2 separate regions of the Mus musculus genome follow, and region 2 is linked to region 1. The links are chromatin loops, found by intact Hi-C in ENCODE. Cell type or tissue: left cerebral cortex. All regions are shown on one strand.

Region 1 (8,000 bases):
TCACGAGGGCATAGCTTTTGTTCTGAACATGGATGTTTTCCCTGTCATTCAGCAAGGCTGCTGCAGATGCCTGCTCGGTGGGAGTGCTTTGGAATGCATGACTGGAAGAAAGTCTTTCTTGCTGTGGTTTTCTTGAAATGAAAAAGTTAAAGGAAAGGTAGAAGCCTCGCTTAGACTAGAAATGAGGAGGATGAGGCGGCGTGGAGTTAGAGATGGTGTGGGTAGTGTGGTGACAGTCCCAAGGAAAAGACAGTCCATCCACAGGACAGCAGGCAGACGTGATCCTGTCTCATCCCTCTGTCCCAAGCCTGAGTCTGCCCACAGATGCCCAATGCTGGCTTCTGCATCTTCTCAACAGTGCCCCACCCCCCAAAAGGCTCCATCCCAGACCCTGTTCATTACCCAGAGCTGATAAGACAGTAGCAGAAAATTTCTAAATCCCCACTGGCTGTGCGTGAGGCAGATAAGCAGTGCTCTGACAGCAATGAAAGCAGTCCCTCCCCCCTACCCCCGCCCCTGCATTGAGCCCGAAACACGGAATAAAACTGAGCCTGTGCTTGCATGGGCATTCCAGGAACGTGGAGATGTTGGAATTCCAGCAGGCCATTTGTGGGCAGTACTGCAAGCCACCAACTGTTTGTTCTTGGACTTTTCTGCGATCCACACAGGCCAGCCTTGAGGGCCTTTGCCACTGTAACCAGAAGATCGAAGCTCCCAGAAAGCCAGTGTGATCTCCCAGCCAGTGTAGATAAGGCCCAAGAGACTCCAGCTTCCCATTTAGCATGGCAGTTGAGCCAGGCCCTCCCTGAAAGATTTAATTATTCCACGCAGCAGTGCTTGCTCTCTCCCCTTAGTCCATGTTAGCCTTGCTGCAGCAGCAACAAAAAAAAGTAATTCTTTCTCAGAGGTCATTTTTTTCCTTCTAAATGTTTTTATTAGCTCCTTGTTCAAGCTAGGAACTTGCCTGGCAGAGGAAAGCGTCTTTGATGGGCCTGGGAGATGGCTCAGAAGGCAAAGCGCTTGTTGTGCAAGCACGAGGACCTGATTTTGGACCCCCAGCCACCATGGGAAAGACACCAGGCATGGCTTCTGCACTCCAGCGCAGGGGGAGCGGAGATAGGGGCATCCCCTGAACCTGGTACTAGCCAGCCTTGCCAAAATAGTGAGACCATGCCTCGGAAATTAATAAGGTGGGCAGCAATAGAGAAAGACACCTGACGCACCCTCACAAAGGTGAACACATCTACAGAGAGTGGGGACAGGGACTCTGAATACAGTAACAGTGATTGCCTTTGTAGCCATAGCTTACTTCCTGTGTTGGTTGGGAGGATTAGAGTTGAAAGTGCATTAGTGACCTTTGAATGCCATGCAATTATGTACTGGGAACCTAAGCTGGAAGCCAGATCCTGGATCTCTAGAATGCCCATCCATCTCTGATTTCTTCCTCTACTAGGAGAGAGAAGGAAACTATTTGGCATTTTCCAAGAGCTGTTGGAGTATGATATACTGGGTGTGCTCTCCCAAGATTCCTGTGAAGCAAAGGCTAGTTGAATGGACGGATTGATGGATGGCAGATGATGGATTTATGGATGGATAGATGACAGATGATGGATGGATGAATAGATGGATGACAAATGATGATACATAAATATATTAGTGGGTGGATAGATGGATGGATGGATGGATGGATGGACGGATGGATGCAGTTTGACAGTTCCAAGGAACAACTCCATTTTCATGCCAGGACTTAACCAGCTCCTCTAGTTGAAGAGGTAAGGTGGATACCATAGAAGATGTGTCCATCCAGGGCTTCACACCGGGGAAATTTTGTTTTGCCAGTAAGTATAGTCACTGTGGCAATGCAGCCCCTAAGTAGAGTAACAGGGGCAAGTGTAGGTTATCCGAGGACACAAGCCTATACTCCAACCAGCTTTGTATAACCCACTATATGTAATGCATCATAGGTGCTCATTAAATGTTTAAATGAATGAAACGTGTCAGTTAACATAGGCTCTCTGGAAATACATTAACATCTATCAAGAGTTCGGCAGTCTACAGATTTTGAAATATCCAAAAATAATCACCCCTGGAGAGATCTCCGTAAATCAGCAATGAAAGAGCTAAGAGAAAACTATAAATCATTCCATTACTGTTTCATACGTTTCCAAGTAAGTGATTTTGGAAGCATGAGTGGTGCATAAGCTGTATTTAGCCTTGGTGTGCTAAGCAAATTTGAACCAAATATAAATCCTGGCATGATATTTTTAATCCCCATGGGGAGGGACAGGACGCTGGAGGAGAGTTGAGAGAGCATCCAAGCTATTTGGGAAAGTTTAATCTACATTTTTAGAAAGATGCAGTTTGAAGAATTAGAATATCAATCACCCCCACTGGTGGGATTCTTCATCTAAGGAGAAGTGACAGCAGCCCCAGCGTTCCTCGAGTCTCTTCAGATCACATTATTAATATGGGTTTTGTCGCCCTGTGAGCCATGTGTGAGCTTTCTTGGCATATGTCCCTGTCCTTCGTCTCCTTATTTACAGCTTGCAGTAGACTTGTTGAGTGTGAAGCAAGAACCCAGACAGAATGTTAATGCAGACAAATGACATGTGAGCCGGTGACATCTTGGGGCTTGGGTGCACATCACTGAGAGAGGCCCAGTCAGCTGTGGCCATGCTCTGGCATTAGCTTTGATTTGCTCCGCATTGCATGAAGAATGAAGTCTCAGCTGTGAGCATCTCAGACAGGAGCTGATGATGGCCCTTAAATCTATCCTTCCCCACCGGAGACTGACTTAATTAGCCAGGGCGCTGAGCTTAACTAATGGTGGGGCCCGGTGAATGCTTGATTTGCAATGGAAATTCAGGTTGGCATGGAGTCTCGGTGTTAAGAATGCATTGGTGAGTTTTGCAGCAGTTCCCCAGCCCCTTCTCACAAGTCTTCCTTCCTGGAATATTTCAAATTCTGAGACAGCCTTGTCCTTAGAACTGGATCCTATCCACCAGCCTCAGCGGTTGTGATATTTAGCAGGACAGATATAGACAGACTTGAGAGGCCAAACAGCTTCTTCCTCCTCAGACAGATGAAACAAAGACCAGCTCACTGCCTGGCTTTGTGTGTCTGTCTGCAAGGGTGTTTGGTATCAGGGGAAAATTCCAGGAGCTAAATCCAGGGGCAGAAAAAGCAGTGCAGCTGCATTAGGCAGGAAGCCAGTGATCTGGGATCAGGAAAGGGGTCTGGGATGATGGAAGCCTCAAGATAAGCAGTTTTGGTTGGATGCCAGCACGGGCAGTTGCCTGCTTTAATGTCTGGATAAGAACTTGCTTGTAATTGGTAGATGGATTGCGTGGATGGAGATGGAGCATGAAAATAATCTATTCCCTTCCCTCAATTAAACATCCCCCCCTTCTTTGTCATTCCGACTGCTCAGCTGACCCAGCCTCCTGATCGCCAGCACAAGAGCAGCTCATATCCCTGCGGGGTGGGGATTCGTTTCTGGGATCCATATCAAAGTGCTTGCCCTGACTTCCCTACCTATGATGTGTGGCAGGGTAAGTAACATACACAGTGTGGATAAGTGGGTTTGGGGAGATGCGGATCCGAGATACCAAGTTGTAGGTGGGCACCTTTTAAGTCTCATTTCCGTCCAGTTTCTTCCTTTCCTATCCATGTACTGACGTGCCCACTTGACCACTTCCTCATGCACTGATGGTGGCTTCCTAAAGAGTGGTGTGTGTACAGCGATGGGGATTGGGCTTCAAGTAGGGTTTTTTTTTTCCTTTAGAAAAGAAAATGAAAGATAGATAAGAGGAGCTAGTTCAGCAAGCAAAAGCGCTTGCTCTGCAGCCTGCCAACTTCAGCTCAATCCCCAGGATCCGAATAAGGGAGAAGGAGAGAACTGAATCCACAGCATTTGTTCAGAAATGCTTGATACTTGGTGGCTGGGTTGGCAAGGGATGGTGTTTGCAGTATAAGTGCAGTATATTAAGATGACCGACAGCTAAGAGGGGAAGGCTTGGAGTACTGGACAAGACATGTGGACTCCACACCACAGAAATTTCTGTTTGTTGGGTCAGCAGTGGCTGCTCACCTCCGTGCCCTTGCCCTGGTCTTGCTTCACTGGCTTACAGAAATAGACACCAAGAGCTTCTGGGAGAAGAGAGACATCAGTGATAGGACTGGGTAAAGACATTGCTTCTGCCACTTCCCCTAGTGAGACTTTGGGTTACTTAAGAACTGACAGTGTGACTGAGTCTATGAATATCAGCAACTATCCATCTTGGAGCTTCTCAGCTCAGCTTTCAGAAAAGATTAAAATTGTGGAGATGCCTTACATGAACACATAGGCCTTAGGGCAACTGTCCATCAAGAGTGACCTCCTCCTCTTGCTCCTCCTCTTCTCCCCCTCCCCTTCTTCCTGCTGTTGCAACGTGGTTAGACCCACTCAAGAGTCACTTTATTTAAACTTGAATGAGTCAGCCACTTGGAAAGCAAGCACATCAATAAACTCATTACTCAGATGAAATTGTTCCCCTGTCCCTGCACCTTACATCTGTCCTTAAATTGCTCCTCATTTCCAGAAACAGATGGCCTGCTTCAAAAAATTTTTGCTTGAATGGAAAAAACAATCTAGAGATGATAGATTTCAAGTGCACTGACTTGCGGGGGAAACAAGATGCTGATGTTGAGGCTGACCACTGGCAAGGAGTAGCATCCAGTCTGGTCCCTAACTATTCATCCACTGTTCTCTGCACTGTACAGCAGTTTCCTTCCAAGTAATGGAGTTCTGCAGGAGAAGTGACTGTGTGAGACTCTTCCTAGAATCGAGTGGTTAAAAGCTGACGGGCTGACTCCTTTAATTTCTTAAGCAAAGCATTTAGAACAGAGCTAGGTGCTTTGTAAGGAAGCAGCTAGGTTCCCCAATGTCCCAGATCTGGATGTAATGTTAGAAAATCCAGTGTTACAAATGTGTTTCACCTGGAATTAGCCAGGGTTCAATTTTTATTGTTTGTGGAAAAGGACATCTTTTTAAAATCTTATGCAACTGATTTGCTTTTCAGAAACACAATAAGTCTTGCTTCCATTATGGAAGTAAATACTCTGATTACAGGATGTTTCAAGAATATAGAAGGGGGAAATAAACCCGTGTTTCCCGCTTGCAGAAATAAGCATTACAGCAATTGGCATTCTTCCTTCTACCTTTTTTCTGTGCTAAGGTAATGGAGTCTCTTGGTCCTTCCAATTAGGATATTCATTGCTTTGCATCCTATTTTCTCCCTCTTCAGTAAATATCTCCATCCTGAAAACTCGTGCTTGGCGTCCTTAATGGCTATGTGATGTTCTTTCAGATGGCTCCATCTTATTTTCGTTTATTCACATGACTGCTAGTGGCGCTTGGGTTTTGCCAATAAGCTGTGATTCACATATTCATAGCAATTTCTCTTCATATATATATATATATATATATATATATATATATATATATATATATATATATATATATTTGGTGTGCCTCATGTATGTGTGTGTGTGTGTGTGTGTGTGTGTGTGTGTATGTATGTGTGTGTGTGTGTGTTTCCTGTGTGTGGGTGCAGGAATGTGTGGTTCACAATGGTGCCTCAGTTTCTTTCCACCATGGTGAGGCAGGATCTCTGACTTGAATCTAGAGGTCTCTGATTCAGCTAATCTAGCTGTCCAGCTTGTTCTGGGAATGCCGTTTCTGCCTACCTCTGCATGCAGTCTGCCACAGTCACCTGGCATGTATGTGGGTGCTGCACACATCCCCAGCAAGTGGTTTACCCACTGAGCTGCCTTGCTAGCCCCCATAACAAGCTTTTTAAATTTTCCTAGTTTGGATTACTTCTTTAGGTCAGTTGTTCCTAGAGTTTATATCAGCCCCAAACACACTTAAGGGCTCATTGCATTTTTATTACTAAGCTGAAGTAGAACTGTTTACAGCCCCTACAAGCGATTGAATAGACTGCTTCACCTCTTCTATATTGTGTCTTTGCCAACATAGGGTGTTACTGCTTAAAATACCCTTCCCATGTTGCAAGGTCAGACATGGTATCTGTTTTTAACACTCCATGCTTCCCTCTGAGGTTGATTGCAGTTTAATTTATTAGGACGCTGCTGCTTTTCACGGAACTTAAGAGCCGAGTGCTCCTGAAGCAGGAAGTTCTTGGTTTATAGCTTTATAACACACACATGCAACATATTGTTACTTTTCTTTTTGTTTGGACCCATTACCTGACAGAAGCAACTTAGGGAGTCAGGAATTGATTTGGTACCAGTCAGTCACGGTCACGACCAGGAATGGGGGAAGGCAGGAGAGAGGTGACCAATGGAGGAAGCCAAGAGAGATGGCTGCTGGTTCTCAGTTCACTTCCTCCTCTTTATTCAGTCTGGGACACCAACCATGGTGCCCCCACACCTGAGGTGGGTCTTCCCTCCTGTTTCCTGTCTGGAAGCACACTCAGAGACACACCTAAATTCTAAATCACTCCCATTGATAAAGATGTTGACAATAATGACCAACATCACCTCAACTAAAGGAGGGGGTGGCCTAACGGTCCTAGAACTCTGGTGATTGAGCTGGCTTCTCCATCTTCCGGGAAGAAATGATAATTGCCTCTGGTTTGTTTTTGTTGTTGTTGTTGTTGTTGTTGTTGTTGTTGTTGTTGTTGTCTTTCTAACTTCTGACTGAGCCAGCAGCCATTGGACACCTCCTGTTTGTGGTCCTCAAAGTGTGTTTTCCTCGCTCCCCCTTCCTCCCTTTCTTCTCCTCTCCTTTGTTCCCATCTCCTCTTCCCCTGCTCCCCTCTGCATCCTGCAACAGCTCAGGTGAAGGTCTGACAGCAGGAAATTAACTGGCTAATCCACACGCGGCGCCCCTGGGTCCTGCCCCTTTCTCTGCTGAACATGATTTATGGTTGTTTGGCAGAGGGTCAAAATCTGATTCTGCCAAGTGGAATAGAGGGGAAAATATTTGATTTCTTTGACACCGTTCATTAAAAATTCATACGTATGGATCTGAAAATGAAACATTTCTTCATGTCAACATGAGTTACAGGGAGAGCCTTGAGCAAGACCTGGCCATTCGAGTGCCACACTGTCACCCGGCAGTGACATCAGCACTGCAGTGCCTTTGATGAGACAAGATTGGGGAAAGCCATGTAGACTCCAGACGGTGCTGATGAAATTTTTCTTCTCTGTCCCAGGGGATTTTCCTTGTAGCCAGAAGCCAGTTGTTTAGAACCCACTTTATTCTGTTGTCAAATCCACATGAGGTCTCCACTACTGGTACGATGCATGTCAGTTGACTAGTAAGCTACGACTTACACTGAATGCTCCCACTCTCTCTACTTGTCTTCTTAATTTGTTCTTCCTTGACCTGTTCCTTTCAAGTCATCCGATTTTCACAGTGTCTGGACTCCAGGCCTTTCATTATAAACACCATCACTTCTTGGAAACATGATTATCCAGCCCAGTGCTTCGCAAACTGTAATGCATACATAAATTGTCTGGATCTGTTAAAACGAAGGTTCTGATTCAGCAAGTCCAGAAGGGGGTTGGAGAGGCTGCATCTCTGCCAGACTCCCAGGAGACACCACTGTACGATCTAGGCAACAGGCTTTGAACATCAACACTCTGGTATTTACCATGTCTGTGCTGGTCTGAAAGCCGTGCCCACCTAGGATCTGTAAATATCATGTGACCTTATTTGTGAATAAAGGTCTTTGCAGATGAAGTGAATGAAGTTGAGCATATAGTCAGTTATACAAGGAACCAGCAGTAAGAGATTCATTCATTCATTCATTCATTCATTCACATCATGAAATTGACTCATACTAGGTCCAAATCTTTGATGTATGCCAACAGGCCGGAAACTCAAGGACTCATGCTGCAGTCAGTCATGAGTCAAAAAGCAGGATTACTTTTTCATGCAAGAACCTGGGTCACTTCTTCACACGCCTGTAACTGAGTAGAGGCCCAGCCAC
Region 2 (8,000 bases), 83 kb after region 1:
TGTATCATTCTTGAAACACCAGAGCGGAGGCATAGCTATAGAAGATGAATCCTAACCAGAGCTAAACTGGGGTATAATAAAAGGATTTTTGTAAACTTCGGGAAGACAGAAATTCACTGTAGAATTCCGAGATTTTCTTACATGGATTGTCCTGGGCTTTGGGATTCATAGCAGCCAGTTCGCAGAGTTGTTAGTCTCGTTGAGGAGGGAAAATGTTAAATGTAGCGGTGTGGGAGAGGCAGGCAGAGAAACTAAATAACCCAGAGATGCCGCAAATTTTAAAGGACAAGAAAATAATATTTAATAAGGCAGTTTCAGAAGGCTTCTCCTTGGAGGCAGGTAAATGTTTAACCAGGAGCTCCAGGCGTGGGGAGGCTGTGAACTGTGGTATTTGCCAAGTTCTGAAGTGTAAATACTCCCACCAGGGCCAATTTCCAGGTAAGCACATGATGTTGCTGAATGTGTCACCGGACAGAGAGACTTTCAAAGGTTGATTTGACCACTGCTCTGGGAACTTGGATGGAGATTTGGAGTTACAAACCAAGTCAAACAAATCATTAGGGACTCCAGAAATCTTCTGTATTCTGCCATAAAGCCTCAGCTGAAGTCAAAGGCTACTCAGTCTCCTTCTTCCATTGCATTCTGAATAATAATAATAATAATAATAATGATGATGATGATGACGATCAATTGTAAGGAAAAATGTCAATTTGAAAACTTTTGGAAATGTAGCTTTATGCAGGGTTAAATAAGATAGAAATGGAGATATGCATCTTGTTTATAGTCAAGCAACTGGCCCAGGGGATAGAATGTGCTCTGTGTGCTCAGAAGATCACTTAGGGCTATAGCTCTGTGGTACAGTGCTTGTCTAACCCCCTCGAGAACCTAGGTTCAATTCCTACCATTGCCAAAAGAATGGGGAGGGGAGAACAAAAAGACAAAGGGAATATTGCCTACATGTGCACCAAGCAGAAAGGCCATTTAGGAGAACAAGTATCCCATGGTTAGAAGGTACCGCTATCAAGAATAAATGTCCTGTGACAGAATAACCTACGGATAGAAGGTACCACTACCACTGGTCATTTACACTGATCTAAATGAAGCTGATCCTGGCTCCCTGACCCTCCTCCTCTAGTCTAGTAGGGAACACAGAGGTGGCTGGTCCATGCCCTTGCTTCAGTAGTGGTCATGAGATTCAAGTTAGGTCACTCTGAGCTCTTCTTAGCTCTACAGTAGCTTGCCTTTATAGGATGCTAAGCTGATTCCGAGTAGAGCAAGTGCTCGCTTCCTCTTACGCCCAGGCTTCCCACAGCTATGCCTTACTTCTTCCTCTACTCCTCCCACACTGAAGAGGAGCCACCTTCTCCCTCTTCTCACTTCCTTAAGATGAATGTTTTACTATGGTGACTTCTGACCTTCCTAGCTCCTGGTCTTCCTAGCCATTGCCTATTGCTTTTGCTCTGTGCAGAGCAATACTCCTTTCTATCGTGCCCCATGAAGACAGGGTATGTGCCTGTTGTGTGGACTTTCATATGCCTATTAATGCCTTGACCATTTTTTAAAATAAGTCATTAACCTGGGTCTTTCTCTGAGCATTCCATCTGATTTCTTTTCCTTCAGTCACCCCACCATGCTCCAACCCATTATGGCCACGGTCGTGAACTGTCTAGCAGGGCCACCAAGGATAAAGAATTCCCAGCAAGTATTTGGCCATCTCCAAAAGATTGAGGCACAGTTTTAGATGGGGTCTCCTCAGTCCAAACAGGCTACAGGGAGTAGATTCTGACATGACCCCAGTGCTTCCCAGATCCTAATATCCATGGCACTGTGCATGCCCTTCTCTTTGGATGTAGGATGGACTCATGACTCGCTCCTAATCAGTAGAATATAGAAAAAGTCATGGGGTATCACTTCATGATTGGGTCAAAGGGCAATGCCCTCTGACTAGTTGGTTCTCTCTCTCTGTCTGTCTCTATCTCTCTGTGTGTCTCTCTGTCTCTATCTGTCTCTCTTCTTGCATTATATATATCTGAAGGACAGAGCTGTCTGGCAAGGAGTTGTGGGTAACCTGTAAACGACTGTTGGAAATGGAATCTAAGTGTCACATGAATGAAAATATTCCCCAAAAGTCTTCAGATGTGGCTGCCACCTTGATTTTAGCCTTTGAGAGACCTGAGACAGAAGTCCTGATTGAACTATCTGGATTCCTGATTGACAATTACCATGTGGCTTAGTCAGGGTTTCTATTCCTGCACAAAACATCACGACCAAGAATCAAGTTGGGGAGGAAAGGGTTTATTCAGCTTACACTTCCATACTGCTGTTCATCACCAAAGGAAGTCAGGATTGGAACTCAAGCAGGTCAGGAAGCAGGAGCTGATGCAGAGGCCATGGAGGGATGTTCTTTACTGGCTTGCTTCCCCTGGCTTGCTCAGCCTGCTCTCTTATAGATGCTGAGGCCATGGAGGGACATTACTTACTGGCTTGCTTCCCCTGGATTGCTCAGACTGCTCTCTTATAGAACCCAAGGCTACCAGCCCAGAGATGGCACCACCCACAAGGGGCCCTCCCCACTTAATCACTAATTGAGAAAATGCCTTACAGCTGGATCTCATGGAGGCATTCCCTCAACTGAAGCTCCTTTCTCTGTGATAACTCCAGCTTGTATCAAGTTGACACACAAAACCAGCCAGTACACCATGAGATAATAAATATGTTCCTTTTGAGTCATTAAGTTCTGAGGCAACCTGTTATGTGTCCATAGATGACTGTACACAGCCAAATGAAATATCACCTCAATGTTATTTCTTCTGCTTCCTTAAACATTCAGGCCGGCCCTCCTGGGCTGAGCATTCACAGTGACAGAGCCAACACATCCTTCAGACTTTGTGTTTCAAGGTCCGAAATCAATCGGAAGCTTCACTATATCTCTTTGAAAGGCTTCCTGGCTTGAACATGTTTTCCAGATAGAGGCCAAATCCTGGACCTCTAAAGACATGTAATGCCAATCTTTGGAGCTGAGGTGGCATTACCTTGAGAGATGGTGACAAAGATTCCTGAAAGTGACCTAGGGCTCTCAGATGAAATGATGGCTATTAATCATCCTGATAATGAGGGGAATGGCTTATATTTTGGACAAATGTGGCTACCAGGTCCTATGTTTGAGCCTTTTCCAGTGGGCTAGCAAAGTGTTGTTGTTTTAATATATCCCAAGCTCCTGACATTGAATGAAAGTGGACCCTGCAGAGAGCTCTGGACCCCTCTGACCCTCAGCTAGAGCTAAGACATAGTATGCTAGTAAGGGATGGGGAAGAAACTGGGCCTTTTTCCAGTCTCCCCAAGATCCATGGTTTCCTAGGCAACATTAAACACCCAGCTGAGGCCCTAAACAGAAGCAAAACAAATCAGCTCCCTGAAAGAATGTCTACACTGCTACCATCCCACAAATTATGTGGCTTTGCAGAGGATAGCTGGGAAACCCACGACAGAAGAGACAAAGAACTGAGGCTTGTATTCTCCCACAAGCTGCTGCTGCTGGGGGCTGGGAGAGGGAGAAGGAAATAGAGGGGTTACCTAGGCACCTTCAGTCCAACCTCAGGGAAGGCGGAACAGCTCCTCCCTCAGGGCCTCAGAGTTCTGTATGTTGAGACAGCCTCTCCTTCTCATCCCCTGGCTGCTGCAGGCCAGAGAACAGTCACCACGCTCTGTGAACCACAGGTTCTGCCACATAGGCTAAATCCAGGAAACTGCCAGGGGGTGTCTGGGGCAGTCAAAGCTCTTGACCTTGGGCTGCAGTCTTCCTTTAGGGTATGGGATCCAGTGAGTCTGGGTGGAGAAAGGCCCTAAGGAAGCTTGAGGGGGGTGGGGAGAAAAGAAAAGTTGCTGTGGGGTCTGAGAGGCTTGGGACTGAATCCAGCTTCAGATACCTGCACCGTGAGCTTGGGTATATTTCCTGATATACCTTTCAAGTCTCAGTGTCCCCATCTAAACATGTCCGGTAGTTTACTTCCTGTGTGTCTACCTTGTACGGTTCAGCAGGTCAAGTGAGATACTTGTCTTGAACCCAGATTTAGGGGAGCGCCAGAAAATTCAGTAACCAGAATAATTATTATTCCAATTATATAATAGATGCATGTATGCATGTGCATGTGGTATAAATATGTGTTCTTGTGAGCGTGTGCACATGCAAGTGTGTATATATGTATGTGCATATAGAGACTTAAGATCTGAGTTGGTGTCCTCTTTGATTGGTCTCCATGTTATTTTTGAGACAGGGTCTCTCTCTAAACCTAGGGCTCTTTGGTTGGGGTAAACTGGCTGACCAATGAGCGCCTATCCCTGTCCCCTTCCCGAGATAATGAGCTCCAGAGGTTTGTCTATCCCCGTCCCCTTCCCCAGACTTGAGGTTATAAATACAAAGCTGTACCTGGCTTTCAAGTGTTCTCTTGCTTATGTGCCACACAGTATACTAACCAAGCCATCTCCCCCAGGATTTTTAGTGCAATATATTTAAAACTCTATATTAGTAAAAAAAAAAAATTGATGACAGAAAAAAATACCACAAGGTATTGTCTGCTCAATAAGTGCTTGTGGACCATTAGCAGACTTTGGATTTTCAGCAGGCTCAGAAGGCATGAAGGGCCTTTGCTGGCCAGCCTTGGCCCAAGTTCAACTTTATCATCCTGATTTACACTAACTAGTACAATGATTAGCTGAATACATAGAGAGAGCCTATAGACCCATCTGATCCTGTCATTTCTACTCCTCATCCCTGTCCCCTTGGATATGTTATTCTGCCAATCTAGGCCTCAGAGTACTTATGTGTAGATTAGGGAACAAACACTATCTCTACCAAAGGGTTTTACAACACAAGATACCTGACCCATAGCCCATGCTCAGTCGCCATGGCTGTCATTATAGCCTCATTTACCGGGCATCAGGATAACATGAATTTTTTTTCTTCTGGCTGAGAAGAGATGAAACAGGCTGGCATCCTATCACTGCCTCTGTGATAGGATGCATCTGGCCAGCTTTCTTGTTAATCAAATATGCAGCTGGCTTGGGAGCTGCTGCCCAGGAGCTGCTGCCTGGAGCGACCTTTGCCGCTGTGTCTGCTGCCATCTGGATATCAGAGGGAACATACAGAGGGGGTTGGGGCAAAGCAGGAACAGCTGAAGCACAGGGCCTAGAGAGTCCAGGTCTCAACTTGTTTGTAGCACAGGAGTTTGAGATGCACAGGTTTGGCAACGAAATAGCACCCCTACGTTTTTTCCTTCACATTCACGGAGTGGGGGCTTTGGTTCAGTTTGGATCAATCATCTGTTCTGATGACTGAGCTGTCCAGTCTGAGGATAGCTGAAGATGCAAAGAACTCCAAGAGGGCAAAGAAAACATATTCTAAAATATTTTGGAGTGGGTATTTTCCTTTTTATGCTTTCGACAAAAACTGGCAGTAGGCAACAGTGTTCATTTGTCTATTTAGTAGGATACAGGCCTACACTAAGAGCCAGGAGGATTGGCTGGTAGGACAGAGGAGCTACTCAATGGCAGAATGTAGGCTTCTACAATTTTTACAGTGTTGGAAAACACCTGGGGAGCTCATTATAAAACAGAATTCTGGGCAGGAGAGAAAGTTCCTTCTGTAAAAGTGCTTGCACTCAGTTCAATCCCAGGACACGGTTTTCTTTTGTCTTGATTTAAACTGGGCATGCTTGTAGTTCTAGCACTGGGGAAACAAAGGTGGGTGGCCCCTAATTCTTATTGGCCAACCAGCTAAGCTAAGGGAATCTCAAGCCAGTGAAAGACCCCATCTCAAGGGGGACAAAAAGGTAAATGGTACCTGAAGAACAGCACCCAAGGCTAGCTTTTGGCCTCCACACTTAAGCAGACATACTTGTGTATCCACTGGCACACACACAAACACACACACACACACACACACACACACTCACACCCTGAGCACAGGTCTGCCTCATCAAGTCTAGGGGTTTGGGAAGCAAGAGTCTGCATTTCTAACAGAACCCCAAGTGACTGTGACTTTGGTGTCAGTGGGTTTGGGCTCTGCAGTCACTCCAACTGCAGCCTGGGGCGGAGTAAAGAACAGCTCAGCTCTTAATGGGTGGTGGGACCTTTGGCAACGTAACCTCTCTGAGCCAGGATCCTCAGCTATAAAACAGATGAAAATAGAAGCACTCCATGCGGTTCCCAGGAGAGTGAAATGAACTATGGAATCCCCCACATACTCCAAGCCCTACCTGGAATACAGGAAGTCCTCAATTCATGTTAGCTCTTGTAATCTTTAATGGCTAAACATCTCACAATGAGGACTTCATATGTGTGTCTTTATAAACAAATTAGAAAAAATGAGTAGGAAGTCCCTATGCATTCATGCCTACATGGAATATTTGCATATCCTTTCAAGGGTCTCATGGGGCCCCGGAAGCTCATCCTTCTCACACCCTTGGTTAAGTAGATTCTCATAGTGTTCACATTTGTAACATCTGCCTTCTCTTCAGAATTCAGAATGTCAAAAGATATTAGACCAGGTAATAATAGCTTCTGAGCTTCTGTTCTGTGGCTGTGGTGATGTATGTTTCTCTCTTCCTTTAAAGGCACCCACTGGTGTTCCTGTTCTGCACACAAAGTAACTGAGGCTCATCTGTTAGAACCAAGGTGTGCCTAACTCTGGCAGACTGTCACCATACCTCAGTCCACTTCCTTAGGGTGATGACAGCACTAGAGGAATTTATTTAGCAAAGACTAAGTGTCAGGCCCACAGGGAACAAATTAAAGGATGTCCTTGACCTTAAATAATTTTCATCTAGCTAAGGAATCAAGATGAGCAATGGGAGCAAGATGTACTTCAGTGACACAGAATCTGCCTCATAGGCTCACAGCTCTGGATTCAGTCTTTGGCACAACAGTAAGCAAGTGAATGAGTAAATAAGTAATCATTATAATCAAATAACGTATATGGCAGACATTTCAGTGGTTCCTTGTATTTGTATGTATTTGCTCTCTGTATTTTGTAGCTTCCTTTGCAGCTATATGATGAGCCATATTTTGTTGCTTCCCTTGCAGCTATATCCTGAGACTGAACCTGGCCAGTTAATGCAGGTGGGCAAGGAAGACGCTTCCTGTAGGTGTGGCCCTAATGAACAAGTGTGTTCCCTTTTTTCCCTTGATTTGCAGCAGTGACTATGACAGCTGTGTGTTCCAGATGATGCTCTTCAGATACAGGAAGACAGCTCAGCCGGTATCTGATTGAGATAAGAAAGGGAAATGAATCTCTGGGGGGTTACACCATGAGATCCTTGGTTACTACAATATTATCTAATTTCCTCTGCTCAGACATATGAGGTCATCATGGTTGTGAATGAAGCGTTCCAAAAAGATCAGTAGGTATTGAAACATATGTCAAACCACAGAACAGAAGCTCAAAAACTAGAGCTATTATTACCTGGTCTAATACCTTTTAACATTCTGAATTATGAATCACCCAAAGGCCACATTCTAGACCCAGCAAGACAAACTTATTTAGGAAATGTACTAGAGATAATTAATCTTTAACAAGGAATTTCTAAGGATTAACTAAATTTGGGGAGCCCTGTAATGGGCTTCCCACATAGTGGAAACTTCTTCTACCTCCACCTGAAAACCACTTGCAACAGAAACATTATCTATGACCACTAAGAAGGTAGGCTCTGGGTGGAATTTCCTTGGCAAGAATTCTCTCCCTTAGCTATGTCACTTTAGTAATTAAAAAACTGCTTCACCTTTAGCACTTAAGAAAATATATTTTGTACAGCTATTATAATGATTAAGTTAATATAATATTTATTGGAGAGTAATAAATTGTCCCCAACTTAATGGCATAAAAATAACAAAAATCATTTTATATATCTTAAAGTCAAGGTCATGAATTCAGGGGTAACCCTTGGGCAGTTCTGGCTCAAGCAGTCTCATGAAGGCCTGCTACATGTTGGCTGGTGCTGTTATCT

Evidence for each region. Peaks named below come from ENCODE experiments on the same cell type or tissue, not always from the same donor. Only the 100,000 strongest peaks of a DNase experiment are listed, where the experiment ranks them.
Region 2: it touches region 1 in a loop (2.4-fold over the local background); 2 of 42 quality-filtered maps call a loop at or near these places.

Annotation. Positions count from the first base shown.
Region 1 is chr2:101,998,316-102,006,315 of GRCm38, reverse strand. All of the region lies in intron 4 of Ldlrad3 (low density lipoprotein receptor class A domain containing 3), which reads left to right. All of the region lies in intron 1 of Gm39888 (a long non-coding RNA gene), which reads right to left. Among named protein-coding and RNA genes, the nearest start is that of Gm39888, 10 kb to the right of the region's middle. In left cerebral cortex, no CTCF peak of the experiment used is centred here; DNase peaks (open chromatin) are centred at 2,918, 3,523, 3,902, 4,460 and 4 more places; H3K27ac peaks cover 3,928 bases.
Region 2 is chr2:101,915,805-101,923,804 of GRCm38, reverse strand. No RefSeq gene overlaps it. Among named protein-coding and RNA genes, the nearest start is that of Commd9, 34 kb to the right of the region's middle. In left cerebral cortex, no CTCF peak of the experiment used is centred here; DNase peaks (open chromatin) are centred at 3,476 and 5,049.